Linked DNA regions of Mus musculus: region 2 is linked to region 1. Evidence: chromatin loops called from intact Hi-C (ENCODE). Cell type or tissue: gastrocnemius. All regions are shown on one strand. Links, peaks and the distances in the headings refer to the core of each region. The heading gives the core; the rest is flanking DNA.

Evidence for each region. A loop is a pair of places that touch in the nucleus more often than their neighbours do. Peaks named below come from ENCODE experiments on the same cell type or tissue, not always from the same donor. Only the 100,000 strongest peaks of a DNase experiment are listed, where the experiment ranks them.
Region 2: it touches region 1 in a loop (4-fold over the local background); 3 of 42 quality-filtered maps call a loop at or near these places.

What each region holds. Positions count from the first base shown.
Region 1 is chrX:85,871,966-85,889,145 of GRCm38, reverse strand. 5430427O19Rik (RIKEN cDNA 5430427O19 gene) reads right to left here. Exons shown (of 2, transcript NM_001163539.1): 2 at 1-1,317. The coding sequence starts at 1,316. The coding sequence ends at 420. Among named protein-coding and RNA genes, the nearest start is that of 5430427O19Rik, 10 kb to the right of the region's middle. In gastrocnemius, for the core only: a CTCF peak has its summit at 9,725 (motif pointing right); DNase peaks (open chromatin) are centred at 6,202 and 9,736.
Region 2 is chrX:85,817,252-85,833,964 of GRCm38, reverse strand. It overlaps Gm14762 (predicted gene 14762), which reads right to left and starts at 7,304. Exons shown (of 2, transcript NR_152196.1): 1 at 7,089-7,304; 2 at 1-347. It also overlaps a transcript of 5430427O19Rik not described here. In gastrocnemius, for the core only: no CTCF peak of the experiment used is centred there; no DNase peak of the experiment used is centred there.

The sequences.
Region 1 (17,180 bases), core at 5,514-13,513:
TTTAACAACCATCTTGTAGTCCATTTCTTTCCAGAAGAAACAACCTAGATAAATGTATCTAAATAGGAAACAGGTGTTTAATTCCCAATTCTCAAATCCATCGACTTTCTAGTTTGCCATAGTGTTTCCTTTTGTTCCTGATTTGGCTTAACTTCCAGTTTCAGAACTCCTAAAATTGAATCACAGTACCTTCCTTCTCTCTGTGATCATTTTTAATTTTGCTCTGATTCTGTATAAACTTGTCCTTGAAACCATTCTTTTGGTTCCTCTTCCTGTTCCTTTCCATATGTGATTTCTCAAAGTGTCCTTTACTAGTTGTTAATTCCCTTCCAGAATTCCCTCCATCACATCCTCTGATCAAATTAATACAATAGTGCCTTGGGATTCATAGGAATAAGGGGAATTGACAGGAGCCTTCTCTATGGAGTTATATTGCTATACTGAGAAATATGAAGACTAGGGGTGCTGATCTCAGATGATACCAACTGCAACAGGTGGCTAATAACTATGTCCTTGACTTTTGAAGTGTCCAGGTTCTTCTCTTTAGACACTTGAAGACTAATTTGATCTACATTCGTCATGATGAATTCTGATGCCAGAATCTGGGTAGGAGAACTGTCATGAAACACAGTGTCCATAATATATTGCTTATACAATTCCACCACCTTCTGCTCCAGGTACTCATTGAGCACTGCATTTGAAATAGGCTTCTGCATTTGCAGGCTGCTTTTCTCTTTGATGCTGGTTATCCTCCAGTAGGATGAGTACCGCTGGATAGGTTTGAGGGGAAGTTCAGTGAGCTGAGTGGAAGTGGAATCCTCCATGGACAAAGAAATCTCAGATGACTTTAGCAAAGGACCATCTTCAAAGCTGCTCTCAGAGGGGAAATTTGCCATTACTGAGTTAATGGCCATCACCTGTCCCCCTGCAATATGTAAGTCGTTGTAATTTTTGCAAATACTTTTACAAGAAGGTGGAACCAAGTAGGTCTCCCTGATCACATCTCTGCATATACCAACTGCAGCTAAAGTTGGACTTTCAAATACAGGGTTGCTGTTTGCCTGCAGCACTGTTCTGCTCTGGCTTCTGCTGTGCTGACTCGCCCTTGCATGCACTGATGAAATAAACTTCCCAGAGGATTTGCAGCTCACATAAAGACTTTGAACTTGTGTTTCATCCACAGAGGAATATGAAAGAGCAGCAACAGAACTTGTCTCTTTGCCTTGGTCCCCAGCCACCGGTTCATTATAAGATGCACAATTCCAATGAATGTCATTCCAGTAGGTAAGTCCACTGAGATATCCTTCTGATAGCATTCTGAAAAGAGAATTCATGAGAAATAGTGGGAGGAAAGAAGGCTAGAAAAAATTAATTTACAGTTGCTATATGAAAAATGAAAGATAAATTAATTCATTCACTCACTATATACTTAATGTATACCACACCTATGTTATATGCTAGAGATACAAAGATGAAAGGACCATCCTTCTCTTATGGAAGAAAATAAACTGGATACAAATAATCCCAATATTATAATACTGAGGATTATAACAGTGGTAGGCACAAAGGTAGCATAAAGAAAAGGGCATAAAAGAAAGACTCACAAGATGTGGCTTAAGGCATGTGGCAGTGAAGCGAAAGCATAAAGGGTAAACAGAAGTTGGGGCTACTGACTTAAAATTATAAGAAGACGCTGTGGCATGGACTATTCACTACAAAATAAAAGCTGAGAAGAAATGGGGCTGGTACAATAGCATGGAATATGACTACAAAGGGCTGTAAGAATTGGACAAGAGAATTATGTTGTGCCCGGAGGGGTGCCGGGAGTGGAGACATTGCTAGCTGGAGAGCCACATGGCTAGTATGTTATGAGAAAAGACTGAAGAAATATGTGGCAAATTCTACTGAAACAAGAACTGTAATGTTGCTCAATTTTAAAAATTTCTTTCCTGGGGTCTAGACAGCAATCAGGATATAGGAGGGATTCTAAAAGTGTTTGGTACGTTGATGAAATGATTGATAAGAGTTCTGAAACTAATTTATAAGTGATAAATTATGAAAGACCAATGTTTCCCCCTACCTTTTAAGGCTATGTTGGATTTTTCTTTGTATTCCTCTCACATCACAGAATATATCCTAGAAATGTCTACACTCAACTGACAAGTTTACCTCTACCCTAGTTATTAAAATTCTTTCCTGACAGTAAGACGTCCCACACCTTCCCTCCCCCTTCCACGTCTTTAACAGTTGTCATTGAAGTCTGGGGTGGAGAGAACAAGCCAGAAACCAGCAGCTGCATTTTCTAAAAAAAGGAACACAGTGGCATTCCTGGAATTTGAGCAATGGGCGACAGTGAGGAGAGCTGGTTGTCTTTGATCACAAGGGCTGGGCTACTGAAACAGACCTGTCGATTTGACACTGAAGATGAAAAGTCAAAAGAAGTATCATTGTTAAAGGTACACAACGTTATGGTTTTTAAGTTTCAGCCCTTCTTTTATATGCATGTTTTCCAAGTAACTAGAATGTTCCTTTTAAAAATTGTACAAAGATAATGTATAAGTATCTGTATTTTTTGGAATTATTTCCAAAGTATATTAATCAGATTCACCAGTTGCTTAAATGTAGGCAAAGTTAATATGCAACAGAAAGGTACAAAGCTAAGTTTTCAACTAATCTGTGAATCATGCTTGTATTCTTAGTATAAGGACAAAAAGGAAAATATGATGTCAACCTTAAAGAAATACTTTCAAAGTACAGTTCTAACCTCAATAAAACTAGTTTCCAGATGAAAAGATAAAGTTTAAACACATGAAAGAATAACTAGCCAGCCAACAAAGATGACCATAGAAGCTCTAATAGTGAGAAAGTAACTTCCCTAACCCGTCCCCACCAGGCTGCAGCAAGCCACTCTCCTTACAGGCTCAATATCACTGCGAATCACGGCAAAAGTTCACTGTTGACTTTGGAATTACTATATAAATTTTAGAGAATCTTGGCAGAGATTTGCTGGGACCACGTAGAGAGAGTCTAAAAAACTAATAAAAAACAAAAGTTGACAGTGAGATCCTGTTTCAAAACACACAGGCAAACAGAAACTAAATGTCAAGCATGGAGCTATGCATCCATGATCTTAGGAAGTCGAGGCAGAAGGATCTGGAGCCTATGCCCAATCATGTCTCATATAAATCAAAAGGAAAGAGAGAGGTGAGTGTACTAATAATAAAAGAATGATTTTTGAGATACTATAACTTGAGATTTCGAACTTCATAATCTAACATCAAAAGCATTAAAAGCTTAGGGCGTAATATTTTGGGGTCAGCATTATGAAGTCAGTAGCCAACTGCCCTGTCCAGAAAGGCTCCTGCGATGGACCTGACTAGAGTGTATAGGGAAAAGACAAACACACAGAGAAACACAAATAGAAAAACTGAAGTCAGGTGGATGAGGTTTTCTAATAGAAAAACCACAGCACCCCAGGAGCTCAGCGTGTTTTTTTGTTGTGCTGGCTGGTCTTGTGTCAACTTGACATGCAGGCTAGAGTTAGCTGAATAGAGAGAGACTCCGTTGTGTAAATGTCTCCATAAGATTTGCTTTAAGGAATTTTCTTAATTAGTTATTGATGAGGGAGGGCCCAGTGCATTTTGGGTGGTGCCATCCCTGGAATGGTGGTCCTGGGTTCTACAAGAAAGCAAGGTGAGCAAGCCATGAGGAGCAAGCCAGAAAGCAACATTCCTCCATGGCCTCTGCATTAGCTCCTTCCTCCGGGATCCTTCCTTGTTTGAGTTCCCGTCTTGACTTTCTTCTGTAATGAACAGCAATGCAAACATGTAAGCTGAATAAACCCTTTCCTCCCCAACTTGCTTTTCAGTCATGGGGTTTTGTCACAGCAATAGAAACCCTAGCTAGGACAATTACATAGAGTTGAACAGAGATTTGGCATTAATGCATATGGCTGAACAAGGAGGATGGGTGATTCCGTACAGATAAAGAAGAAAGTGGTGTTATGGCATGTAACTGAAAGAAGGAAACAGATTTAGCTAATCCTAGTAGGAACAGCCTCTATAAGGTAAAAGCCTTCAGGCTGTAAATATCTGAAGGAAGAAAGCTATGGTAGACATTTCCTGCACACACTACCAATGCCCACACTTGGACATCCAAAGAAGGCTTTGCCATTTTCTTCTGGTCCTAAGGTTAGGGTCTTTGAGTTGGCTGTGCCCATGCCAACAACACATGCTCACTCAGGCAGAACTTCACTTACTCAGGATTTCCTTTGCTCTCCATACCCTAGTTCCCATGGAGAGAGTGAGGAAACAGGAACTCTCAGAAATTCTCTCATGCCTAACAAGATGCAAATCAGACAGGCACATGGTTCAGATAGGCATGCAGTCCTGAGGCTACCTTATCAAGTCTCCTTACAAACTGAAAAGATATTGAAAGCCCGTGTACCTGAAAGATGCCTACAGTTAGGATAGAAATATTGCAGACAGAACTACAAAGAGCACTAACCAGGGGCCACATGAAGACATTGCCAAGGATATGTGTGTGATGACCTGGTGAAATCAAAGCTATTCTCTACATATGCCCGTTCCTAACTGATCTTCTAGTTCTACATATGAGCATCCTGGAACTCAGAGGTAAAACCTGGGTGGAGGAAGCCACTGAGATAAACCTGATAGGCAAAGGAATAAAAAAGGCAAACTGCACAGTTGTTAAGGGCTGATGCAACTGTAGACCTTTACTACAACAGAACAACATGTCACCATTCTGACAGTGGGAAAAAAAAAGAATGGAATAAACATGTGTTTACCTCAAAACACAGTTTGGATAAACATAATCTACCAAGATAACCACTAACTAACTGTTGCTCTATCATTCTCATTATATTATCAATATATTTTATATTATCATTGCTATAGATACCTCCATGGGCTGGGGAAATGAATTAATTTGACACAACTGCACAAGAACCTGAGTCCAGATCCCTAGCAGTAAAAGTGCTGTGAGGTAAAGACAACTGGTTACCAGGACAACCTGGGTTACAGAAAGATGTCGTGGCTCAAAGACATAAATAAATAAATAAATAAATAAATAAATAAATAAATGAATGAAATTCCACGATTCCTTCAGCTTGAGAAGCCTGCACTCGCCCCATAAGCATATTTGTTTTCAATTCCTTATCTTATCCTGTCTCCCAATTCTTTCTTTGATGGTGACGAAGACCTGAAAATACAGGGTAAAGGTCTCAATCTGGTCCCTTTGAAAGTTCCTTAGCTTCATCACCTGCAACATTGTGATGGGATTAAACTTTGACTGACAAAGAGTACTTCCTACATAGGAAGCTATGAACCCAACTTTGAGATAAAGAAGCAAAGATTCCAAGTAAGAGAACAGAATAGGCATAAGTGTGTGTGTGTGTGTGTGTGTGTGTGTGTGTGTGTGTGTGTGTGTGTTTCTATCTCTCAAACTGTTGCCAGCAATCCCCTCCAGGGGGCACTAATATCCAACATACCTAACAAATTCAAAAGGAAGTGGCAGGGCAGTGGTGGCACATGCCTTTAATCCCAGCACTCGGGAGGCAGAGGCAAGCAGATCTCTGTGAGTTCAAGATCAACTTGGTCTACAGAGCAAGTTTCAGGGCAAAGAGGGCTACATGGTAGAACAACCCTACCTTGAAAAACAAATGACCAAACAAACAAACCAGTGTACAAGTGGGACTGGAGAGATGGCTCAGCAGTTAACAGCACTGACTGCTCTACCAGAGGTCCTAGTTCAATTCCCAGCAACCACATGGTGCCTCACAACCATTTGTAATGAGATTCGATGCCATCTTCTGGTGTGTCTGAAGACAGCTACAGTGTACTCAGATACATAAAATAAATAATTCTTTTAAAAATGTACAAGTGAAAAGAACAGTTACCAAAAGAAGGACAACACTGTTAGCCATCAGGGAATTGCAAATTTGAACTTCTTTGACATTCTACGATAACCTAGCCAGAATGGCTCTCATCAATATATCAAACAACAAATACTGCCAAGGGTTTGGGTAAAGAAGAAACATCTGTAAAGGTTAATAATGGTTGCCAATTTGCCACGATCTTGAATTACTTAAAAGACAAACTTCTGACTGCACACAGAATGAGAGCAGCTGCCTCCTGCTTCTCTCCTGCTCCTGCTGCCAAGACTTTCCCACCATGATGCACTAAAACCTTGAACCATGAGACAGAATACATCCATTCTCCCTTTAGTTGCTTTTGTCAAGACATTTTGGCACAGCAACAATACAAGTCACTAATGCAGAATCTAAACTGGTACAGCCACTCGATTCAGAAGTTCGCTTAAAAACTAAAATGAGATTACCATGTGAGCCAACTACAGCACTCCTGAATAGATACCTGATGACCCTGATGTCCATGTACCATATAGATACATGAAAATTCATATGTATTCATGGTAGCTGTCTTAGTCAGGGTTTCTATTCCTGCACAAACATCATGACCAAGAAACAAGTTGGGGGGGAAAGGATTTATTCAGCTTACACTTCCACATTGCTGTTCATCACCAAGGAAGTCAGGACTGGAACTCAAGCAGGTCAGAAAGCAGGAGCTGATGCAGAGGCCATGGAGGGATGTTCTTTACTAGCTTGCCTCACCTGGCTTGCTCAGCCTGCTCTCTTATAGAACCCAAGACTACCAGCCCAGAGATGGTCCCACCCACAAGGGGCCTTTCCCCCTTGATCACTAATTGAGAAAATGCCTTAGAGTTGGATCTCATGGAGGCATTTCCTCAACTGAAGCTCCTTTCTCTATGATAACTCCAGCTGTGTCAAGTTGACACAAAACTAGCCAGTACAGTAGCCAAGATAAGGAGTTAGGTGCATGAATATCCTTTAATAGATAACTAGATTGAGAAAGTGGTGTGTGTACGTATAAAAGCATTTTACTCAGCTATAAAGAATGACAACTTGATACTCACAGGAAATGAGTGCAAGTGAAGAGCAGAATATGAAGTGAAATATATTTAGAAAGATGAGTCATTTTTCTTATATAGATTTAAATGAGAGAGAGGGAGAGGGAGAGGGAACATGAAAGTAGAGAGGTAGGAAATATGACTTAAAGCACAAGGGGAAACCAGAAACAGCAATGGATTACATGATGTTTGCGAGAGGAAGAAGATAACCAAGGGAGCAAAGAGGGAAGGAAATCGCAGTGGGAGGGTGGATGAAAATAAAGAATAGGTTTCCATATATGTGTCCTAATGAAACACATATTTGTATGCTAACCAGAGTGTCCAACAGCCTCTTCTAGCACCCTCAGACACTAGGCACACATGTGTTACATATACATACACACAGGCACTAAACTAAAAATAAACGTTTTTTTAAAAAAAAATTAGGATTGAAGAATTAACTCAGTGTCATAGTACTTCCTTCCTAGCAGTTGCAAAGTCCTGAATTCAATCCAAGTTCCACAAAAGAAAAAAAAGATTTTAAAACTAAAGAAAAATATTTTAGAGTAACTAAGAAGAAACAGAAAGGTGATACTTTCTGTACAACTGGATTTTGGTGAAGGAATGAGAGGCTGTCAAAAGTGACCTTCAGTGGGCTCTGAAGCACAGGACTCTCTTAACAACACAGTGGGCAGGTCAGAGACAAGAGGGACTAGCAACATAGTGAATAAGTCTCTCTTGCTACTCTCATGTTTGGCAGTGACAGTCTGTAATGTGTGATTTTTCAGAGTCGCACATGCCTTGAGAGCCTTTCTTGAAGAACTTGACTTTCTTTCCCCTGTTCCCATTCAGATAGGTTCCAGATCTCCCACTGTGTATCCCCCACTCTTCAGATTCATCCATCTGATGTGGGAGACGCTTCTCTCTCAAGGTGCGGGAATATTTATGAAAAGCACTGATGGTCTCCGTGCCTTCACAATAGTGAAGAAGTTTGTTATTTGTGAAGAGATTTGTTATTATCTTAATTATGATAAGTAGAGTTTCCACCAGTCTAGCTGAGCAGGGTACAATCCCCGCACTTGGGAATTAAAACCAGCCTCTGCTACAGGCTAAGACTGTCAACAACAACAACAACAACAGGCAGCCATTCATGTATATGAAGCCAAGTGCAGATTCGTAAAGTGAAAATCGATCCTAGTGTCTAGAGATAGATTTATCCCCTGGGTGGGAAGAGTGAGAAATAGTGTCGGAGAAATCCATTGAAAGACACAAGGCTGAAAGCCTTTCATTGAACTTCAGGTAATGTTAAGAATTTCTAATAAAAAAATCCTAAATCAAATATCCTCCAATGTTTTAATGATCTTTACTGCCAATATGACACCATAAATGGACAGTTCATCTCATGTCACAGTTCAGGCACACACACACACAAAACATATATTGTATAAAGTTGTCTTTGGTGTCATGTGTATGTACAGAATGATACATAAAATTTGCATTTTCCGAAAGACACAAGTATTTCAAAATCTTTAACAAACCTCTTCTGGTCCCAATCTTTCAAAACCAAGGATTCCCAATCTGACATTCAAGGAAATATTATCAGGGTGTATTGAAGTCTAACAGTAAAGGTCAAGATGAATGAATTTGGGTGAGATTGACAGACTGTAGCTATGGATACAAGCTAGGAGACTTCTGGGTTCATTCTCCATCTGACACAGGAGCTGAGATCAAGGCAACAGACGAGACAGGGAAGAGATGGGAGGGACTGGGAACCAAGCATAGCAGAGTACTCCCATATTCCTAGCACTTGGAATGTAAAAGCAGATGGATCAAGAACTCAAAGTCTATTTTGATTCCATAGCAAATATGAAGCCAGGCTGAGCTATATGATACTGCCTTGAAACCAAAGCAAATATAAATCAACAAAAGCTCTCAAATGTGGAAATGAAGGTGAAAAGGGGGCCTGAAATAACTTTAGAGCCAGGGGGAAGATTGCTCTGGCTTTTGATGCTTGCTTAGGTGAACGTGGTAAAACTCCGCCTCAATAGCATAAGCAGCACCCTTGAGCCTGGATATTTTGAGATATGGCACTAGTGCTGTCTGAAATGGGGCTGGGGGCATGTTTAGCTTCGTTCCTCTTAAGCCTACAAGAGATGGGATATCTGAGTACAAATATTCATGTCTAGGGGATGCCAGTATGATGAAGTAGATCCATAAGGCTAGCACTTGAGAGACAAACACAGGAGGAGGCCAGCTCCATTTCTCTGCTATGATCCAGACTAGCAAGGACTCCATCGAGAGACTATGTCTGAAATGACAGAGGGAGAGACTGAAGGAGGAAGATTGATTCCACCAGAGAGGTAAGTTACTACCTAAAGTCAATAATAAAATCAGCTTCCAAAAAGAGGAAGTCGGGACCTCAGGGAATTACTGGTATTTTTAATTGTGCCCCATAATGACACCACATTGCCTTGTCACAGATCTTTGTAAAGACTGCAGGAGTTTCGGAAGTACTGAATAGATCCCGTTTTAGTTTCAGGTGTTAAAATTGAGCAGCTTTGGAACAATTTATCCAGTGTCCCGAGGCAGTCAGACACTATTTGTCAGAAAACAGAATTTACAGTTACATTATCTAACTTTTCAGACACTAGGCTGCTTGTGTGTAAAGTGAGCATTCCATTATCTCTAGAAAGTCCTGAAACTTGACTATTGCCTGAATTTAGGAAGAGGGCTGGTGAATTTACCCAGAATCTGATGTTTCTGAGAACTGGCAGCAGAGGGCAGTAGAAAGCACAGCACAGAGCTTTCTGAAAGTTCCTAAGCTGTGCAGACTATCGCTGCACAGAAATTAGAAACAGAAATATACAAAGACAGTTGATTTGAGCTGCACGTTACAGCCCAAGCCTATAACACCAGTACTCTGAAAACTGACACAGGAGCACAGCTGTGAGTTTGAGGCCAACTTGGGCTACATAGCAAGACCCTGACCAAAAGGGGGTCTCAGGTAAAGCTGGTAAAACAGTTCACTAGGTAAAAACATTTGCTGCCAAGCCTGATGACTTCACTTTGATCCCCAGAACCCACTTGCTAGAAGGTGAGAACCAACTTTGGCAAATTTTCTTCTGAGCTCCACATAAGTGCCATTATATGAACACACAAATAAATAATAGATAGATAGATTATTTTAACTTAGTTTTTAAAAAATTATTTCATCTTATAACAACAAATGGACCACTAGAATGAACACAGTGTTTTGAATTACAGAATCCATTAAAAAAAACACAAAACAGAGAATAAAAACTTCCTGGGACGATTTTAGTTTGTTTCTAGCATTTTTCTTAATAATTTTTATTGCCTATGAAATGTTAAAAAAATAAATAAATAAAGCTATCATGATATCTCAAAGGCATACTTAATTTTATTTGAGGCACTGATTCTAACTGATTAAATTGTTCATATACCTTATTGTTTGAAGTTTTATTTCTTATCTTATGGAAGCTTGCTCTCTCTTTCTCTCTCTCTCTCTCTCTCTCTCTCTCTCTCTCTCTCTCTCTCTCTCTCTCTCTCCCAGTGTGTGAGTGTGTGTGTGTGTGTGTGTGTGTGTGTGTGTGTTTAGATTCTATCACTGGTTAAGTGTGAAAAGAAGACATTCAAGGACATCTGCTGATTAGATGTTCTAGGCAGATTTAGCCTACATTAATCATTACCAGACAGTGGCATACCAAAATTAGCCTGGTTTGCAAGTTCATAAACTAGAAGTATGGGCTAAAGTACAGTACTTTGTTCAATCATTTACTTGGTTTTCTGAAGAAACTTCAATATAAATTCTTCCTTCTAGATCTCTATGTATGTGTCTGTATACATTACCATGAAATTCTTGTTATAACTTCTGTATATAGACATGCATTTGACTTACACTCTAGAGCAGAAACACAGGATTTTCTCTTTAGAGAACCTAATGATAGCACATATCTAATCCCAGCGCTAGGGAACCATAGACAGGAGGATCAAAAAATTAAGGCCAAATTTGTCTACAAATTCTAAGCCAGCTAGGACTACATAATGAGAACCTTTATAAACTACAAAAGAAAAACAAAGCAAAAAGAGATAAAGAGAAGGGACTTTGTAAAGGGGACATCTAAAAATACCTGTTAGGTCCAACCACAGAAGGAAAAAAAAATACCTGTTAGGGATAGCAAATATTTAAGGTATTATAGGTCATACAGAGTCTGTTGCAACTCTGCTATCGTAGAAGAAAAGCAGACACAGACAACATGCAAACAAATTGTTATGGCTGTATTCCAATTAAACTTTATAAAAACAGAGTCCTGGTCTGTGGGTTGGTTAACTTTGACCTTAATCAACTACTGCGTGTAGTAGCATATTCCCAACACTTGAACAATTGCTTACTTCAAAGTTAGTCTGGGCTAGGTTATTATAAGTTTCAGGCTAGCTTGTGCTTTAGATAAGACCCTGTCTTAAATTAAGATATAAAACAACAAGCAAACCAAAGGCAGGCACAGAAGGACTTGGTGAGGCATACCCTGACCCTATGCATTGGGAATTTGAGGCTGAAGATCATGAGTTCAGAACCAGCATGGACTTAATTTAGAGAACTGATCTCATGAGAGACAGGGGAGGAAAAAGAAGGAAAGAAAAGAACAATAGGAGGATACGAAGGAAAAACAGGAAAAGAAGGGGGAAATGCAGATAAAGTAAATTGGATCAGACATCCTGATAACAACTCCTCTTTGGTTACTTTCTATATTTGACTTCTAATCTTTCAACAATATTGGACATTGAATATTATCATAGCTGTCAAGTGAGGAACTGACAAGGTGATAGATGATAAAAATGTTCATTTGAGGGAAATAAAGAGAGGTAGCAGGAGTAGCAGGGCAGACCATGGAAATTATGAGAGGATATCATCAACATGTATAATATACATCGATGACAACATCAAAATAAATTGTGTTAGTATATGGACTATATAGACTATTTAATTAATACATTATATGTTACTGAAAGGTGTATGAAGGAAAACCTCCCCTTCCTAGGTCATGCAGCTACTGTCTACTGAAAGCAAGGTTGAAAGCCATGTTTATAATCTCCAAAGCCTGTATTTAGAGCATGTTGTTCTGCTGCATAGTTGAAAGTAGTTAATATCACACAGTTGTGATACCAAGCACTTTTGTTCTTCCGAGAAAACGACATCATCCCTGTTAATAACAACAGCACTTGCCAAGTAAAAGGAAGAAGATGCAGTGACGTCTATATTTTGTATGTCAATGCTCATTAATAAGCAACTTATGCTCCATTTTGAATATAGCAATATTAATATTTTCCTGAATTCGTCCCAATACTGTAGCCTAGTATTTCATTAGTCTTGATTTTACAGCTACCTTCCACAGGTAATTTAATTTTACCAATGTACTGTTTACACATCAACCAAACATCTAGATATGTCAGTCCCCCGTGATGTGTGGTCTGCCTGCTTAATCTCATCTCTGCCTGTTCACAACAGGACTGGAGACCCTGGCTGTGCTGAGCCTATCCCAGGTCCACCTATCCCAATTACCATCCTTGGGATAATTTATTCTTCTGTCCTGAGAGCTTAGACTCTATAGTTATACCCTGGCCTATCTCTCATAATTTTCGGGTCTCACCTCAAACACATAGCACTTCAGAGACTCTCTCTACCTAAATTAGAAAAGGACTCTACGTTCATATCTTCCTTATTGCAAGATAGTTAACAGTATTATGTGGGATATTAATAAAATCCCAACCAATGCCATCACTAAAATAATGGAAACTGTGTGTAAGAAAGGAGTAATGGCAATGGCAAAGAGAAAGACTGCTGATTGGTATGGAAGGGAGGCATTTGGGATGGTAGTGTGCTAGAACATAGCTTGTCTCTTGGAGAATACTTTCAGTAATGACAAACTAAGACACTGGAAAAGGCTGGACTGAGATGGGTACAAAGGACACCTCCAGTGACCAAACACAAATAGAGGCAGTGAGCTGGAACCACTACCCAACACTGTGTTGTATAATCTGGTAGGAAAAAAAAAAGATCAAAGTAAAATGTTGGATGCTACTTCATAGATGATCTTGATCTTTGCCATCAAGTCTGCTAGTACAAATTTCTCACAGCTGTGGGTCAGAATACACCTGTAATCTCAGCACTCAGTAGTCAGAGATGAGAGAATCAAGAGCTATTCTTGATTACATAGTGATCTTAAGACCAGCATGGGCTGTAAGAGCTTATCTCAAAATAATAAGAAGAAACAGTAGCCTTTAGACAGTGGTGACAATTTCATCTGTTTCAACATCTACAAACTTCTTTCACTGTAGTAAATCCTTTAAAATAATGCATGCTTATTTTTTTCTTGTTTTGCCACTATGTGCAATATTGGATAGGTGTCTGTGAATATTTTTTCAGGCCAGATTTTGAGCAGCAAACTTACTAGAATACAGCTATTATTAAATTGAATTTTGGTGTTCAGGGTGCAGGCTCTTATATAGCCCAAGCTAACATGAAGCTCATTACACAGCCAAAAACAGTCTTGAACTTATGATCTTCCTGCCTCCACCTCCCGAATGTTAGGCTAAGAGACATGCACTATCAGGAGTGATAACACACACCTGAAATCCTAACACTGGGAAAGCTGAGGCAGAAGGATCAAAAGCTTAGCCATACCATGTAATGAGCTCGAGGCCAGCCTGACTTCATGAGACTCTGTCCCAACAGCTCAAAAAATAAAACCTAAATAAAATGTCTGTTCTTTCTGGACATGATGGCACACATCTATAATCTTAGCACTGAAGAGTTGGGGCAAGGAGTATTGTTTATGATTCTAAGCCAGTCTAAGCCAGTCTAGTCTATGTAGCAGGTACCAGGCCAGACAGGGCTATAGAAACAGGCTGTCTCAAAAGCAAAACAAACAAACAAACAAACAAACAAATAAAATATAAACTCTATTCTTTAGAGATAGAAATAATTAATGGCTTAATGGTATATTTTAGATTATATCCTGAATAGTTCATCTTACTCGTCTGTATTTCTTTTGTATTATTAATGTGTATGCAGATACAGGCATATGTGAAGGTGCTCATGCCTGCAGAGGGTAAAGATGAAGCTTGCATGCTATTTCTCAGGCACTGGAAGCCTTGTTTTGTGGGACAACGGCTCCCACTGGCCTGGAGTTCACCAATTATGCTAGGCTGGGTGCCCAGAGAGCCCTAGGGTCTCTGCCCCTCACCTGCCTTGGGATTACAAGGGCACATCACCATGTTCCATTTTTATTCAGATTCTGAAAACCAAATTCAAATTCACAGCAAGCAATTTATCTACTGAACTATCTTCGCAGCCTCATATTATTAGGCTTTTTTTTTTTTAAAAAAGTCAGCATATAAAGTAATGAGTTTCTTTACCAGACATTCATACATATATGACATTATACTTTGTTCTTATTAATCCCCATCCTCTACTGCCTTCTTCCATCCTTCCTGCCTGCCTGTTGCTAATTCTGTTTCTCTCTCATTACCCTGTCTCTCCCCTAACACTTCCCTCTTAAGGTTTCTTTTTCCCCTCACATGACCTCTTTCTTGATTTAATACGCATGCGCACTAGAGACGTTTCTACAAACACCCTGATTTCATTCTTCTTTACAGCGTAATGAAATTCCATTTTGTATATCTGTTATTTTCTTTATCTAAACATTGGCTGATGGACATCTAGGCTGTTTCCATTTCTCCACTATCATAACTAATAAAACAAGAAGTAAGGATGTGCAAGTATCTCTGTAGTACACTGCCTTAGAGGACTTCAATTATATACCCAGGAGTGATACAGATGAGTCATATATTCTACTTTAGTTTTTTTTTTTTCTTTAAGACATGGTCTTCAACCTGTGGTGATCCATCTGCCTTGGCCTTCTAAACTCTGGGATTACATGTATGAGTCAACACACTTGAGTTCTATTTTCAGTTATTTGAAGTACCTTTACACTGACTTCCTTAGTGCATTCCCATTTTTACAATCCCACCAGAAGCACAGTAGAGTTCATCTGTCCCAGCATTTTTACCAGAATTTGCTGCCTTTTTTTTTGATGATGATGATGATAGATAACCTTTCTGACAGGAGTGAGATGAATTCTCAATTCAGTCTTAATTTGCATTTCCCTGACTCATTCATTTTTCAATTCCTGTTATGAAACAAAATTTGTGACTAACTATTCTTCTGCCACGCATTTTTTTCAAGGCAGGGTTTTATACTGGGTGTAATGATATGTGACCATATACATTGCACTCAAGATGCAGCGGCTTTAGGACCACCACAAGTTCAAAGCCAGCCTGTACTACATAGAAAAACTGTTTGTCAAAGACAAAAGAACAAAGAAAATTCTTCTTTTTCTATTTGACTTTACCAGTAAATAATTTTGATTTCAAATGTACTGGTATCGTTATATTAAAAGACAATAACTACATCTAAAAGCTTTACCTGATTAGGAAATAACTCATTTCAGAATGTGTGGACTTTGGTACAGAAGTATTAGTAAATATATTCTTTCATAATTTTGATGTTTCTTTATATTCTTCCTTATCACTTCCTACATTTGAAAAATCAAACCTATGAGCACCTTTTAAAAATATTTTAAATATACTTTTAGAAAAAAGAGATTTTCAAAATAAGGAACAACTTTTCTAGTTTATAAATCCACACTTCTCTTCCATTTTTTGATATAAGGTCTCATTCTGTAGTCTGGGTCAGCCCGAGACTCAGTACATACCTCAAGCTGTCCTTGAACTCACATCAGTTGTCCTGCTTCAGCTTCCCAGGTTCTCAAATTACAGGCATGAGTCCCCACCCTTGGCTTGATCTTACATTTTTTCAATGCCATAATTATATTATCCTTATGTAAAACATTGCTTGTGTTCTTAGAAAATATACACTCAAGAATTTATGGATGGTATGTGTAATGAAGCCAACAACATACTCTCAAAAATGTCATAAAAGGGAGAGAGACAGGGAAAAAATGAGAAATAAACATGGCAAAATAATGTGCCAAATTAATGTACTTGATGGAGACGTGGATGCTCACTATATTATCTCAAGGGAACAGAAAGGGATAATTGTTTGTTTCTTTACTTTTCTTTATATTTAGTTTGGTTTTTGAAATGAGGTTTTTCTGTGTAGCCCTGGCTGTCCAAAAACTGGCTCTGTAGACCAGGCTGGACTTGAATTGACAGAGAGCCACCTGCTTCTGTCCCCAGCTTCTGCCCTCTAAGTGCTGGGATTAAAGGCCTGTGAGATTGAGGGGTTGTTGTAGTTCTGAAGAGTATTACAAATCTGTTAACCATTCATGTCACAATAGATTGTTTTAAAGATGATGTTCATGTGAGTGTGGTGGTATATGCCTTTCATCTTAGCACTGGAAAGGTAGAGGGAGGAATATCAGGAGTTCCAGATGTGTCTCAGTCACTTAGGGGTTTCAAGGACAGTCTCTACTAAATGAGACTCCATCGCATAAAACCAAACAAAAATATTTTCCACCTTGCTATGGATGTTTACACAGTTTTCAATACTCTTTATATCTACAAAAGCTTTATATCTAAAAAATCTTGGAAACAATTGTTCCAGAGAGGCTCATGCAAGAAATGCAGTAGAGTATCAATATGAATAGTCGAACCAACTCAAGTCCGGATTCAAGCATAGACAGATGATGTGCACAAAAGGAAGGATGTTTGAGGTAAACAAAAAAGAAACAAACAAACAAAACAAAAAACGACTAAAGTAAATTTCATGCACCCATGTATTCCCTGTCTTTAATACCAAATGAAAGCTTTCCTCAAACCATCCGGATAACAGTTTGAAAAGCCGTATCACTATAAACCATATTCACTTTTAATATTTCCTGCCACATAGGATAGCACTATCACAAGCTTGCTGAACTGAATCATCGAGACTGAAATTCAATGGGAATATAATATGTTTTTTCTCTTCTCTAAGTCATCAGCACAACTGAAGTCAAGAGCCATGGCGTTCCTGCATATTCTGCTTGTTAGGCCTTCTCATTAAAATGTAGAATTTAAACAGTGTAGCAGTAGCAAAACAGAACTGATGAAATTATAAAAAGAAAGGTTTTGAAGGCTGAACACAGTAGTGCTGACTTGTTATCTCAGTAGTGAGAAGTCTGAAGCGTAAGATCGCTGCAAGTTTGTACACATCCTAG
Region 2 (16,713 bases), core at 4,581-12,580, 54 kb after region 1:
AGACAGGAACCTAGGTAGATGTCATCTGAGAAGCTTCACCCAGCAGCTGATGGAAACAGATGCAAAGACCCATAGCCAAACATTTAGGTAGCAATTAGGGGAGTCTTATGGAAGAGAAGGGGATACAATTTAGCAGGACAGGACTTGGTCTTGCAAGGGAGTAAAGTTGCTTTCTATAACGTGTGCTATCTTGAAGTTACTCTGAAGCCATAAGCAGCAGTCCTCTGGATCTATTGACACTTGTTGCTAACAGCAGGGTGATTAGGTAAAGGATTTATTGATATAGCTCTCTTCTCTGTCCAGGCAGCCAGAAGTCTCTCTGGCTAGTCTGGTCAACTCTTTGTGAACTAGAGAGGAAGTAAAAGAAAAGAATTAAAATACTTTATACAGGCAGATATCCGCAGACATTCATATATACATTCATACACCCATACTATGGCCAGGCTCAACTGTCTATCACTGTGAGACCCTGTTTCTAAACATAAACAAATAAAAATAAAGTTGACTTCTAACATGTAAAAGAGCATGGTTTATTTTAGTAATGTTAAAAGAAAACACACAATGCTATGGTTCATCCTATGATTATATACACATTTTAAAAGTAAGTCATTTTTATATAAAAGTATAATTTCAGCTGCACATGGTGACACACTCGTAATCTCAATGCCTGAAAGGTGAGGTCAGTTGAAGGTTATTCTTCTCAATGACAGAGCAAGTTCATGAGCATCCTGGTCTACAGGAGACTCTGTCTCAAAAACAAAACAAAACAAAAAAGTTAGAGGAAAGTATACATATTCCGTGTGTGAATTAAGGGACAGCACACTCAGGAAGTTCTTTTCTTAGAGCCAACAAGATGGTTCCTGGGTAAAGAAAGTTTGCTTTTCTGGCCAGGCTACCTAAATTCAATCCCTGACAGTCATGCATAAGTCAGAAGAGACCTGACTCCACAATGCTGCTTTCCGACTTCCACACTTGTGCCAGAAACACTTGTGTCATGGCATGCATAACAATTAGAGTAATACATTTTTTAAAAAACATGCAAAACACATTCCCCTCTCATTTAAGTCAATTCCACGGATATTTTAAGAATATTTATATGATAAATGCGAAGGCTAACAAACTCAAGTAAAACTATATTTCATCCAAGTGACTCTTGATGTCACTACATAATCCATAAAGACAATCCACTTCACATTCTAAGCTATGACTCTTGCTCCTCCTATGATCAGTGCAGACAAGGGTGATGGCTACATGGCAGTGCTGTCATTTCATGTGTAAATAGCTACAGCCTATAAAACAAGAGGAGTTATTTGCTCTGTGATCCTCCCAAAGAGATTTTTCTATTATCTCCACATATTCATATGGAGCTAGATGATGATCTTATGTAAGTAGGCATATACTAAAAATGGGTGTGTGGATTGTGGTTTGATTATCATTTACTAAACAGCGAATATCTACTTGCAAGTGAATAATAACATATTTGTCCTATTGGGTCTAGGTTACCTCACTTGGGATGATATCTTTTAGCTCCATGCATTTGCCTACAAATTTCATGATGTCTTGGTTTTAATAGCTGAGTAGTATCCTATTGTATAGCTGTATCACATTTTCTGTATATCTTCTTCTGTCAAGGGACATTTAGGTTCTTTCATGTTTCTGGCCATGATGAATAAAGCCACATAAACATAGCTAAGCAAGTGTTCTTGTGGTAGGTTAAATATCCTTTGGGTATATTCCCAGGAGTGGTATAGCTGGGTCTTGAGGTAGATCGATTCCCACCTTTCTGAGTAACTGACATATTGATTCCCATAATGCCTTGCAAGTTTTCACTTTCCCAGCAATGGAGGAGTGTTTCCCTTGCTCCACATCCTCACCAGTGTATGCTGTCACTTGAATTTTTTATATTAACCATTCTGACAGGTATAACATAGAATCTCAAAGTTGTCTGGATTTATATTTGCATAATAGCTAAGGATGTTGAACATTTAAGTGTTTTTCAGCCCTTTGAGCTTCCTTTATTGAGAATTCCTGTTTAGATCTGTAACCCATTTTAAAATTGGGTTATTTGATTTTTAATATATAGTTTCGTGAGTTCTTATATATTTTGGATATTAGATATCTATCAGATGTGGTGAAAATCTTTTCCCATTCTATAGGCTGCCATTTTGTCCTTTTGATGGTGTCCTTTGCATTACAGAAACTTTTCAGTTTTATGAGGTCCCATTTATTAATTGTTGATCTTAGTGCCTGTGCTGTTGGTGCTCTGCTCAGGATGTTGTCTCTTTGTCAGTGTGTTCAAGGTTGTTCCCCATTTTCTTTTCTACCAGGTTCAGTGTGTCTGATTTTATGTTTAGGTTTTTGATGATCCACTTGGATTTGAGTTTTGTGAAGGGTGATAGATATGGATCTATTTGACTTCTTCTATATGCAGACATCCAGTTTGACCAGCACCATTTTTTAAAGATGCTTTTTTAAGGGGTGTATATTTCTGGCTTCTTTATGAAAAATCAAGTGTCCATTTGTGTATGAATTTATGTCTAGGTCATTAATTTGATTCCATTGATCAACTTCTCTGTTCTTACACAAGTACCATGAAATTTTTATTACTATAGTTCTGTAGTACAACTTGAAATCACAAATGGTGGTACATCCAGTGGTTCTTTTATTGTTCAGGATTATTTTAGCTATCCTAGATTTTGTGTGTGTGTGTGTGTGTGTGTGTGTGTGTGTGCTTTTTCCATATGAAGTTGAGAATTGTGTTTTCAAGGTCTGTAAAAAATTGAGTTGAAATTTTGATAAGGATTGCACTGAATGTATAAAATGCTTTTGGTAAAATGGTAATTTTCACTATGCTAATCCTACTAATTCATGAGCATGAAAGATCTTTCCATCTTGGATATCTTCCTCGATTTCTTTCTTTAAAGACTGAGTTTTTATGGTAGAATTGATTCAATCCCCCTTTTCTGCTTTTCTCCAGTACTAATACTCTTCTGCTAAAGACTTACTTACTGTCCATGTCACGAGTATCAGTGTTTTTTATGTGTGTATATAAATAGGAACATAATTCAAACTTGGAGTCCATAGAGACCAGAAGAGGGCCATGGCTAACTGCTGCTGCCAAGCATACAGGGCAGGATAAAACTTCCCATTACCTGCCCAGGAAAATTTTGCATAGTAAGTGCCAGACTAGTCAGAAATATATAGTAAGTTGCTATTTCAAAAACAATAAGACCCAGAGTATATGAAGGAGTAGCATGCGAGACCCATCCCTAGCTAGAGGGCTACTAATAGTTAATGGCTGCTAGTAGAGGGATGGCCAGTTTTCTTTAAGGGTGGATGAAACACCTGATGGGTTAGCCATGTTCCAATGTATGATCCCATAATCAGGTATATGTGGATTGCACTAATTGGGTTCAATAGATTGTAAAAAAAAAAAAAGACATATTTATTGAGAGATATGGGAGGAGGAGCTATGAAGAGTTAGAGAGAGAGAGAGAGAGAGAGAGAGAGAGAGAGAGAGAGAGAGAAGGAGTGTGAGTACAATAAAACCAAACCCCAAACAAACAAACCAACAAACAACAACAACAGTAAAAGAAAGACAACATATTAGCTAAAAGCATTTGTTGTTCTTCCAGAGCATCTTAGCTCAGTTTGCAGTACCCAAGGCAAGAGGTTCACAACCACGTATAACTCCACAGCTCTAGGAGATCTGATGTTCTCTTCCGGTCTGTGTGGTACCCATACATTCATGACCTTAGCATTCTGTCTAAACTCCACCCCCACAGTTAGCTGGCAACAGTCAGCTTTTGGTAAAATGGCACACTATAAAGAGGGCTGCTTGCTCCCTTCTCTCTCTCTCTCTCTCTCTCTCTCTCTCTCTCTCTCTCTCTCTCTCTCTCTCTCTCCCTCTCCCTCCCCCCCCTCTCTCTCTGAGTGTGTGCCTTAATATGCCAAAGGAGACAGAGTCACAGTGAAACTAACACAAGTTTTGGACCAAATGAATTTAACTGATAACTTCAGAGCTCCCATATTAACTGGTTTACAACCATTATTACCTCAACCCCAAGGTTGGACCAATCCAACATCCTCTTCTGGCCTTTGAAGGTACCCACATACTCATGGTGCACTCACATGCACTCAGGCACATGTGTGTCCGTATGAAATAAAAATAAATGAGGGTAGGGAGTCATGACAGCCAAAAAAATAATAATAATGAATTAAAAAAATAAAGATGCCAGAGGAGATAATTGAATCCCCTGGAGCTGGAGTTACCACATTGGTGCTGGAAATTGAACCTGGGTTCTGTGGCAGAACAGCCAGTGCTCTTAATATCTCAGATATCTCTTTGGACCCTATTTCTTTGTTTTTAGAATAGAATCTTACATTGTAGCCCAGGCTGGAATCTAGAGTTCCCAGTGTAGCCTAGGTTAACTTTAGGTTCGCTTTTGCTGCAATCTTCCTGCGTCAGTGTCCTGAGGGCTGAAGTTATAGGAGTCACCAAGACTGGCTTCACTCCTTCTCCTTTCAATCTTCTCTCCTCAATCTTTTCCCCCTCAATTTCTTTCCCTGTCTCTTCCCTACCTTCCTCTTTCTTTGCTATGTGTGCCAGTGACAGGAGCATGGCAAGGAGTGACACCTCAATTGAGGTCAGAGGACAGCTTGCCAGAGTTAGTTCTCTCCCTCCACCAGGAGGGAACTGTCAGGTCCAAAGGAAACTCAGGACAAAAGGCTAACTGTGGTTGCCTATTAGCATACCAAAGCACATGCTGGCCTCCAGGCTCCCTCAGCATCACAAATACTTGTTTCAGAGTCCATCTGGCTGGTATCCTGGGTCTGCTCAGCTCCTCTCACCCTTCCCCCTCCCCTAAACTTGTAGTTCATGGGCTTCCTTTTCCCCAGCTTCTCATCTCTATATAACCCTGCCATTTTGATCATGTGCCCTCCTTGATCCTCTCTGTCTTGGCCCATTCTTCTAGTTCTCTCTCTCTCTCTCTCTCTCTCTCTCTCTCTCTCTCTCTCTCTCCCTCCCTCTCTCTTTCTCTCTCTCCCTCTCTCCACTTTTTCTCTCCCTCACTTCTGTCATGGCCTGGCTCAGTCTACTATTTAGGTCTACTTTCTCTCCCTGCTGTTGTAGCTCTCAGTAGCTATAATAAGAACCATGCTACCATGTTTGGAGCAGTCATGTCCTCACATTATACATCTGATGCTGAGACCCTCACTGTATGTAGGTACCAGGGATCAAACTCTGAGTATCAAGACTGAAAGCAGATCACTTTATTCACTGAGCAATCTCTTTAGCTCAGTCTTTATGTAACTAGTGAGGTAGGAAAAATTCCTCATTGTTGGCAAAGGATAGAATCAGTCTCATGAATAAGAGACGACTTCTTGCATTTCATCCTCTTGTCATTGGGTAAAGGTAGGAGGCCAGTAGCAGGCTCTCAGCAAATATTGACTTCCTGCTTGATGCACTTCTCCATCTAATATATTTTTCACCATGTTTAAAGCTGAACTATATCAGAAACTGAAAGACAGTCACTAAAATGTTAGGTTCTCAAGGAAATGGATTAAGACAGTGTGAATGTGGTATGAGGAAAAGTCCCAGTCGGAACAGAAGGGGAAATCATGTGTGGCTTTGGGCATGTAAATACAAGGAAAGAAAGCTGAGAAACACATCATTATTGTGTCATTTTTGAGGCAATATAAAGAGCCTCTTTCATGTGCTAGGAACTCCTTATGTAATGTGGGTGTGGGTGTTAGGTTGAGAGGACAATGAAACAGATAGGGAACTCATTCATGACTTTCTCCTCGCAGACTGGTAAGGACCCTTTTGTCATCCTTGCCTTCTTATCTTCCCATTCTACATACCAACAGGGAAGACAGGGAGTGATGCAGTGCATTTGAGACCTCCCTAAATAAAAGCCCAGTACCCATGTGTACTTTTGATGTTATTTAAATACATTACCTGCTGCTGCTGACATACCCGGGGGAAGTTATGTAATCTGGTTGTGAAATACACAACAAAGAGTGGTAGTATCTTTACTGGAAGTTGGTATAAAATGAGTATACACCCCTTTGCCTTTGCCCAAAGTTGAATATCAACTTTCCCACTAGCTTTGGAATTCCAATGAAAGGTCACATTCACAGAAAGATGGGTGTTTTGTGCCAATAAAATCCAAAACAATTATAAAACTCCTAGTCCAACCTGAACAAAGCTATACTTCTGGAACTGATAGGCACTGTTAGTATTACCATTTGGACAGTGCCATGCTTTCTGCCCTTTTTCTTTTTCTTTTTTTTTTTTTCACGGTTTATTTTTCCTGTCTGCTTGCCCTTACTACTGATTAAAGCTAGTTGAACAGTCCTTCAGCAAGGAAGAACATATTGAGACATCACAAATCATTGCTCTGTTTATATTTCTATCATATGTGTTAAATATTTCTGTTATGGGAAAGGCAGTTACTTGTGATCACCTTGTCATGAAGGCTAGTGACGCTCCTTCACATTTATAATGATTTAAAGCTCATTTGCTTTTTGTGGAGGAATCAAAGTTCAGACAGTTCTCTAACTAGAATAGACTTTTAAGTTAATGAAGGACTAGGAACAAACTGTTCTTCCTTAACAGTTTTCTTTTTATTTTATTCGTTATTTTTGCCTTTCTTTGCCAATGTTTTACAGATATGTTTGCTGTTCTTTGGAAACTAGGAGACCCTTATGGAAAATCAGGTAAGGGGTAAGACAATAAATTACTTGGGAAAAGGAAAGCCAGAAACTTAGTTCTGTTACTGAAACTGAAGTTGTATACTGCTCACTGCTCGACTGAAAATCCCAGAGACAGAAGTAAGTTAAAAGAAATAGATTTATTCACAGCTGGTCTTGTGGAAAAGATGGGGGACTTTTCTGTCTCAAAGCTCCATGTTGGCATCTTGGAATGAAACTCAATGGCAGGGCACTTGCCCAGTATTCTCACAACCATGCTTCTGTCCCTACACTGCCAAAACAAAGAAAGTCTCTGTGTAGGACAGAAGAGGGAATAGTTTTGTGGGACACGAAGTGGTTATAAGGAGACAGTGAGGAAAACCAGACCTTACCTGGGATGGGTCTTTCTCTCCAGGGCACCGAGTCTTTCTGCTCTTTTTAAAAATCCTGTCTAATTCAAAGAAAGTGTGGGGAGTGATGATGGGCGATTCCACCACAGGAGACAGCACAAGAGACAGAAAGGGCTCCATTTTCAGGCCAATAGAAGGATTGAATAGTGTGATCCTGTGCCACAGACTGATACTCCCCTTTAAAAAAGAAGTTCTGCTGACTCGATACTTCAGAACACTGGCTGCTCTTCCAAAGAACCTGGGTACAGCTTCCAGTACCCACATAGCAGTACATAACTGTCTATGATTCCAGTCCCTGAAGTCTAATGTCCTTTGCTGGCCTCTGTGGTCACTGGCCAAGCACATGGTAAATAGACATAGATGCGGGCAAAACATTTATACACATAAAATCAAATCAAATTTCAATTTAAAAAATGATCTGATTGGGGCCCAGGATCTGGGCTTCCCATGTCCATCATCTGCCTTATTCACTTCCAAATACATTACTTTTTAAGAAACTTAATTTGTAAGAGCCGAGGGAAGGAAGAAATGTCACAAAGGTCACTCTTAAAAACAAAGGTCACTCTTAAGAGTTTAGAATGGCAGCTAGAGCTGGTGGCTCAAGAAGGTTATCATAGGAGGCAGGAGCAGGAGTTTCAGGCCAGCCTGGGTTACAAACTAAGACCTTGTCTTGGTTGCCACACAACAAAGCACCAAGAGCCATCCTAAACAAAGAGAGTCCCCTTCTGTGATGCTAAAGACTAACTGAAAAGGAAGAAGCAAGCAGAGCATGAGCTGAGCGCTCATCCCTGTCTCTGGTGGATACTATGGGACTAGCTGTTTCAAATTCCTACTGCCATGCCTTCCCCACCAGGACATATTGTAGCCTCAAACTGTGAGCCCAAATAGACCCCTGCACTCTTAAAGGGGGGTATTAATTTTAATTGATTAATTAATTCAAATTTTTATTATTTTGAGACACAGCCTCGCTTTGTAGCCCAGGCTGACATAGTAATCACTATGTAACCCACACTGCCTTCAACTTTGCAGCAATCCTGTCTAAGCTTTCTAAGTCTAGGGGCTGTAGATGGAAGCTGCCACGTCCAGTCAAAGAATATTTGCCGATGTAATCAATAGTTCTTACGTTACTTCCCCCCCCCCTTGGCTGTCCATTGGAGATAAGTCAACACAGTGCTATCATGCTGTTTAAGCCATCTTCTTCAAGTGATCCCCACCCCTACCTCACCACCACCACCACCACCACCACCACTGCTGATGCATCTTAGAAGAAAGCCAGGACTAGATGAGGACTCTGGGGAATGGACAATATTTTTGTAGCACTGGAAACACTTATACAATACTTAATAAAAACAAGAAATGCACACAAGACACAGAGTGAATAGACATTTCTTGTCTGCAAACTAGTAACGAGTTCTCACAGATAGAGGAAATCCAGCCTTTAGCTACTATCATACATAGAGCCTTACTTGTAGCAGGTGTCCTATGTAGATATTTCCTTAGCCTTGGAAAGATGGTCTCCATAGATATCATCTTGCTCAATACTGTATCTTGCTTTTCTTTCATACATCCTGTGCCATTCATTCTTTTCATCTACGGGGAAATGCCTCTGCCATTTATATATTTCTGATTTATTTATTTACTTATTTATGTTTTATTTTAATGTATTACTTTATTTGACTTTTGTTACTTAGTAGTATGTGTATGATGTTTGTGCATACATGTATACAATTATACATGTGCCTGTGTATGAGTGCATGTGTGCATGTGCCATGACACTCATGTGGAACTCAGTGAACAACCTGGGGTGTGAGTCACCACATTCTAGGAGCAAGGACTTGTCCTCCTGGTCTTTTCCTCAGGAGCTCTGGGATTGCAGACATACGTTTACCGTGTCCAGCTTTTATTATTATTATTATTATTATTGGATATTTTCTTCATTTGCATTTCAAATGTTATCCCTGTTCCTGGTTTCCCCTCTAAAAAACATCCTCCTCCCATCCTCTCCCCCCTGCCCCTTGCTCACCAACCCACCCACTCCTGCTTCCTGGCCCTGGCATTCCCCTCCACTGGGGCATGTCCACCTTTAAATGGACTCTGGAGATTCCGATTCTGGTCCTCAAACTTGCATGTCAAATGCTTTACCCACTGAGCTATCACCCCAGTGGTCCCCACAGCCTTGCTACATTTTTTTGAAAAATACAGAGACAGGGTCTCACATTGTAGTCTAGAAGGCCTAGAGTTTACCATGCAGTTAAGGATGCTTCAAAGTTGTGTTAACTCCACTTCACATGCCCCTTTGCAGGTATTAGAATTACAGACATGAGCCACCACATCTGGCTATGGGCCCTTTAGACATGCTTCTTTGCCAGCTTACCAGGGTGAGCTCTGGTAATAGAATGGGCTGGAAAGGCATCACAGGATGAGAGCAGCCACAACAGTTTCACAGGGATTTTAGTCTTATGAGTAATTTCTAGGAAATTACAGAAAGTTGTTTCGCAAAGAGCATAATTTTGGCCTGGAGATGTAAGTAAGTGGTACATTGCTTTCCTAGCATAGGTGCAATAGCAACCCTGAAGCAAACAACAAAAACAAGCACATTTTTAACAAATTAAGAATCAATCTCTAGCTCCTTCATTGGGAACCCTATGCCCAGTCCAATGGTTGGCTGAGAGCATCCACCTCTGTATTTGTCAGGCACTGGCAGAGCCTAGAGAAAGGAGTGAAGGAGCTGAAGGGGCTTGCAGCCCCATAGGAGGAACAACAATATGAACTAACCAATACCCCCAGAGCTCCCTTGAACTAAACCACCAGCCAAAGAGTACACATGGTGGAACTCATGGCTCCATCTGCATATGTAGCAGAGGATGGCCTTGTTGGTCATCAATGGGAGGAGAGACCCTTGGTCCTGGGAAGGCTCTATGCCCCAGTGTAAGGGAATTCCAGGACAGGGAAGCAGGAGTGGGTGGGTTGGTGAGTAGGGGGAGGGGGGTGGGATGGGGGGTTTTGGAGGGGAAACCAGGAAGGGATAACATTTGGAATATAAATAAAGTAAATGTCTAATAAAAAAAAAGAATTGATCTCCCTTCCTTCCTTCCTTCCTTCCTTCCTTCCTTCCTTCCTCCCTCCCTCCCTCCCTCCCTCCCTCCCTCCTTCCTTCCTTCCCTCCATCCATCCATAATTCCCTCTCTCCCTCCTTTCTTATCTACCTCCCTCCCTCCTCACCTCTTTCTTTCTCTGTGTTTCTTTATTGTAGTGGGGATTGAGCCTAGGAATTTGGAGAATAACCTTGAACTCCTGACCCTCCTACCTCAATCTTCTGAGTGTTAGAATTTCAAGTATGTCCTAACACATTCCTGGTTTACACAGTGCTAAGGATTGAACTTGTGGATTCATGTATTCTAGACAAACAAGCAGCTCAGCTAGAACCCAACTCTCTATTTTTGAGATACGAAGTATTAATCCTTGTGATGTAGAACTACTTTGGTGCTACAATATTCTTAGAGAACTTAGTCCCCAACTTTCACAGAAACTGTTTGAATCTTTCCACCCTGTCCTTTAGCTCTCGATATGTTGCTTGCAGTACATTACCACGAGATTTTTTTTTTTTTTCTGGAAGCATAATGCCTCTTTTGGTTTCAATTTCAGCTGCATTCCTTCAATCAAACTCTGTCAAACAGCAAGAGACATTTTTGACTGCTTGCCTTGCCATTCTCTTGCCTTTACAGCTCAGAATCTACCCCAACACTGCTGCTGCAGGATCAGACCTGCCATAGGAAGAGAGTTGCAAGCTGTTCAAGACTCTGGTGTAGAAAAAAATGAAAAGAAGATTCTCTCTCTCTCTCTCTCTCTCTCTCTCTCTCTCTCTCTCTCTCTCTCTCTCTGAGATAAGTTCCCATTACGAAGGCCTATCTGGGTTAGAACTCACTATGTAAAGCAGGTTGGCCTTGACTTTCGATATACTCCTAGTCAGCTTCCCAATTAGGCCTGAATCACTAGAAATAGCAAATATTAATGCTTTTTATACATGTGTAAATGCACAGCCTTATGGAGTCTAATGTGATATTTTGATACCCATGTGAATTATGTAATGATCCAATAGCATATCCAGTTGCATATGGAAGCTTATGTTCGTTACTCTAGCACTCAGGAGGCTGACCCATGAGGATTGTTTTGAGTTCTAGGTCAGCCTAGGTTACAGAAGGAGGCCCTGTCTTTAAAACCTAAACAAGGGAGCAGATAAGTTTACTCATTTGGTAAATACACAGGTCAGCAAGCCTGATGGACCATATTTTCTCCCTGGGATCAACATGGTGGGGAAAATTGACAACTAGAGGCTGACCTCTGATCTTCCCATGTGCACCATGGTGCTCATGAGTGTATACAAAGACACGCGCACACACACACACACACACACACACACACACACCACACACACACACGAAAAGGGTAAAGCAATTAAATAATTAGGTATCTGCTTGCTTCCTGGGCTCAGAGTAGGTACAAAGTGAACACAACAGGCTTGCCTTCAAACTGTACTGTGTACTTTCGAGATGAGCCTTTGACATCATATTTGACTTCTGCAGATAAATCAGCAATCTCCACTCTTAGGTTTGCACCTCACTAGTCACAGAAGCAGCTCTTATCCTTCGATTCCATGGTAGCAGAGTAATGACCTTCCCCAAACGTCCGGATTTGAATCCCCAGAAACTATGAATACATAGTCTTCCATGGCAACAGAAAATTAAGGTTTCAAATTTCATAAAGGCTAGTAATCAGTTGAGCGACAATGGGGATATTATCCTAACTTACTTTTGCTGGTCTCGATGCAATTACAAATGTACTGGAAAGTAGACAAGAGTGTCAGAAGAGCAGGCGGTGAGAAATAACAGGCAGACTGATGACAACTCCAGGAATGCAGGTAACCTCTGAAGCTGAAAAAGACAAGAAAACAACTCTCCCACGGATCTCCCACACAAGAATGTAATCCTACTAGCACCTTGATTTTAGCCCAGTGAGAGTCATTTGGAACTGCTAAACATAGAATTGTAAGATTATAAGTTTGTGTGTATTTGACAACCAAGTTTATGTTGTTATTGTCTTTCACAGGAGTTACGGGAAACTAAACACGTCCCATATAACCAAGTGACATTTATGTTGTAATTTCACTGAATTTTAATAAATTGATTATTTTATAATACATACAAGACAAAAGGTGATTTCCTGTTCTTTTTTTCCTACTATGATTGCGGAGGCAATGATTTTACTAGTCATACTTCTCCTGGTCTTTTTAATGAAAAAAATCTAATTTGCAACCTAGTTTTCATTTGAGATTTCATGAACCTCTTTTCGGGTTATTTCATATGACTGTAACTTATGTGAAAGTTGAAATATAAGACTGTCATGGTGGTACATATCTACAATCTCAATACTCAGGAGATGAAGGCAAAAGGATTGTTACATCTTTAAGGAGAGTTTAGGCTCATAGTAAGCCTGAGGACAGAGTCAGACATGTAGGAAGACATTGTCTCAGGAAACAAAAGCAAACAAATGAAAAACAGACCATGTTGACATATGCATAATCCAGTGATTGGAAGACAAGAAAATATAGGGTTCAAGGCCAGTCTAGGCAGTATAATGAATTTGTGGCCAGCTTAGAGTACATAAGATTCTCCCTCCAAACAGGGAAGGCAGACATGGCATTGTACATTTATATTCACAGCAATTGAGAGGCTAAGGCAAGAGGATCGTTGTAAATTTAAGGGCAACCTGAGTTACATAGTGAGTTCTAGACCAAACTCAACCAGACACACGTGAGACAATGAAAAAACAAGAGGTCAGGGGTGAAGCTAAGTTGTTAGAGAACATGTACATAAACTCATAAAGTCCTGCGGTTCTCCAGCACTTCATAAGCCAGGAGTGGTGGTGAACATGTGTAATCCCAGCAACAACATGGTAGTACACAATGGTAATCTGTCACTTTAGAAGTGAAGGCAGAAGAATCAGGTGTTTAAGTTCATTCTTAGTGTCTTTTACACACATGGCCTTTTAAAAATCAGCCTGGGCTACATAAGACCCTGTCTTAAAGCCGGGCGTGGTGGCGCACGCCTTTAATCCCAGCATTTGGGAGGCAGAGGCAAGCAGATTTCTGAGTTCCAGGACAGCCTGATCTACAGAGTGAGTTCCAGGACAGCCAGGGCTACACAGAGAAACCCTGTCTTGAAACAAACAAACAAACAAACAAACAAACAAAACACAAAAAAGACCCTATCTCAAAAATAAATAAATAAATAAATAAATAAATAAATAAATAAAGGTAAAGAATATTTTGTTGTTTTGGTTTTTCCCAAAGGAAGGTCTGACATAACCCAAGCTGACTATGTAGTATAGTACCTCTCTATGTAGTCAAGGTCAACCTTAAACTTCTGATCCTCATGACTCCACCTTCAAAATCCTGGAGTCAGAGCTGAAAGACATAAAGCCTGGTTCATGCAGTGCCTGGAATCAAACTCAGAACTTTGTGCACACTACTTGAGCATTCAGCCACCTAAGCTACGTCTCCAGCACAAAATATTTATTTTTTAGTCTTCTATTTGTTAATTCTTTGGGAAATTCATGATACAATTCACATCCATCTTCTCTGAGATTCACTTATACTTCCACACCCGATCCCAACTTCCTGTCTATTTTTATTATAATAACTCATCAACTTCCATTTATACTGCCCATACAGATATCCCATTTGTGGCTGTATACCTCATGACTGGTTATTCTCTACACTGTAACCAGTTAACTGCTATCCAAAGAAACTTCTCTGATGAAATCTGAGAACTTCACTAATTAACTACAATAACTGTACAATAACTGTACATCTCAGCATAGCTTCATTAATGAAATTTATAATTCTGGAATTATAATGACAGTGCTCCAAGGATGATGCATTAAGATCACAAATTTGAGGCCAGCTTGTGTTTTTCTTTCTCTCTCCTTTTTAAAATTTTGTAAGACAAGGTGTCATTTAGCTAAAGCCTTAGCAGGCTAGAAACTGCTTCACAATCCTACTCAGCTAACAAAGTACACAACCATGCCCGACTAAGTATCCTTTTATTCCTAAAAATAGAGCTTTGTAAAATATTTTTCTCATAGATGTTAACTATAGACACTCAATATATGTTAAGCTCTGTATTGATATGTTTAGTATCTCCAAGACTAGCTTGGCTGGTATATAATTAATAAAATACAACCGTGATAAACTCGGTAATAATATTTTGAATATACACATACATTTGTGTAATCTCTCCTTTTCAATAATTTACTTATTCACTTTACATGCAGATTAAAGTCCCCTCCATCCTCTTCTCCCTATACCACCTTACAAATTCCTCCCCACATTACTCCCTCCCCTTCTCCTCCCAGAGTGGGAACCCCCCTTTGGGTACCACCACACCCTGGAACATCTAGTCCCAGCAGAATTAAGTTCCTCTTCTTCAACAGAGGCCCAAACAGGCACTCCCAGGTAGGGAAGAGGATCCAATGGCAAGCAACAGAGACAGCCCCCACTACAATTGTTAGAGGACCCACATGAAACCAAGCTGCACATCTGCTACATGTGTGCAGGGTGCTTAGGCCCAGTTGTGTATGCTTTTTGGTTCATAGTTCAGTCTCTGATAGCCCCTATGGATCCAGGTTAGTTGATCCTATAGGTCTTTAAGATCCACCTGATATTTGGACACAGATAGCTGCATGTGTTTCCATTCACTGCTGGTAAAGCCTCTCAGAAGACAGTTATGGTATGTTCTTGTCTGAAGGCACAGCAGAGTATCATTAATAGTGTCAGGCAGGGGTTGGCTCTTTCACATGGGATGGGTCTCAATTGGGACAGTCATTAGCTGGCTACTTCCTCAGTCTCAGCTCATCTTTATCCCTGTGCATCTTGTAGGAAGGACAAATTTTGTGTTGAAGGTTTTGTGGGTCAGTTGATGTTCTCAAACCCCTCCTTCCACTAGAAGTCCTACCTGGCTACAGGATGTGGTGCTTCACTCTCTCTATCTCCTGCTGGTAGGAGTTTCAGCTAGAGTTACCAACAGAGAATACCCATAGCCTCCCCAACCCCAGGTCTCCAGCTAGTTCCTGAAATGCCCTCACCAAGTTCCATTCCCACCTCAGACCTCTCCCACTCCCTCCCACGACACCTATTCAAAATCCATATACCCCCGCTCACCCCTTCTCCCACTCAGTTGCCTCTATCCATCCACCTCTGATAACTGTTTTCTTTCCCCTTCTGAGTGAGATTCATACATGCTCTCTTGGGCACTCACTACACAGTTTCTTTGAGTCTGTGGATTGTGGTGTGGTTATCCTGTACTTTATGGCTAATGTCCACTTATAAGTGAGTACATATCATGCATGTTTTCTTGGGACTGGGTTACCTAACTCAGGATATTTTCTAGTTCCGTCCATTTGCCTGTGCAATTCATGATGTCCTTGTTTCTAATAGCTAAATAGTATTCCAGTATGTAGATGAACCACATTTTCTGTATCCATTCTTCAGTTAAGGGACATCTAGGTTGTTTCCAGTTTCTGGCTATTATGAATAAAACTGCTATGAACATAGTTGAGCAAGTGTCCTTGTGGTATGGTGGACTTATTTTGGGTATATACCCAGGAATGGTATACCAGCCTCTTCAGGTAGAACTATTCCATATTTCATGACAAACCACCAAATTGATTTCCAAAGTAGTTGTGCAAGTTTGCACTCCCACCAACAATGGAGGAGTGTCCATCTTGCTTCATATCCTCTCTAGCATGTGGAGAGTTTTTTATCTTAGCCATCTTGATTGGTGAGTCATTTTGATTTGCATTTCCCTGATGACTAAAGACTCTGAGCATTTCTTTAATTGCTTCTTGGCCATTAGAGACTCTTCTGTTGAGAATTCTCTGTTTAGCTCTGTACCCCATTTTTAATTGGGTCATTTAGTTTATTATTGTCTAATTTCTTGAGTTAGTTCTCTGTTGGATGAAGGGTTAGTGAAGCTCTTTGCGTTGTATAGGTTGTCATTATGCTCTGTTGACTGTTGACTTAGTCTTACAAAAGCTTTTCAATTTCATGAGGTCCCATTTATTAGTTGTTGATCTTTGTCTGAGCTATTGGTATTCTGTTTAGGAATTTTCCTACTGTGCCAATGAATTCAAGGCACTTCCCCACTTTCTCTTATATTAGATTTGGTGTATCCAGTTTCATGTTGAGGTATTTGGTTCACTTGGACTTGAGATTTGTACTGGGTGATAAATATGGATCTATTTGCATTATTCTATATGTAGACATCCAGTTGACCAACATCATTTGATGAAGATGATGATGCTTTCTTTTTTCTTTTTTTTACATTCAATAACCCGATGATTTTTATTAGATATTTTCTTTATTTACATTTCAAACGCTATCCTGAAAGTTCCCTATACCCTCCCCCGGCCCTGCTCCCCTCCCCACCCACTCCCACTTCTTGGCCCTGGCGTTCCCCTATACTGGGGTATATAAAGACCTAGGGGCCTCTGCTTTCTTTTTTCTATTGTATGGTTTTGGTTTTGTCTAGGCCTGTGGGTTTTTCAGGGT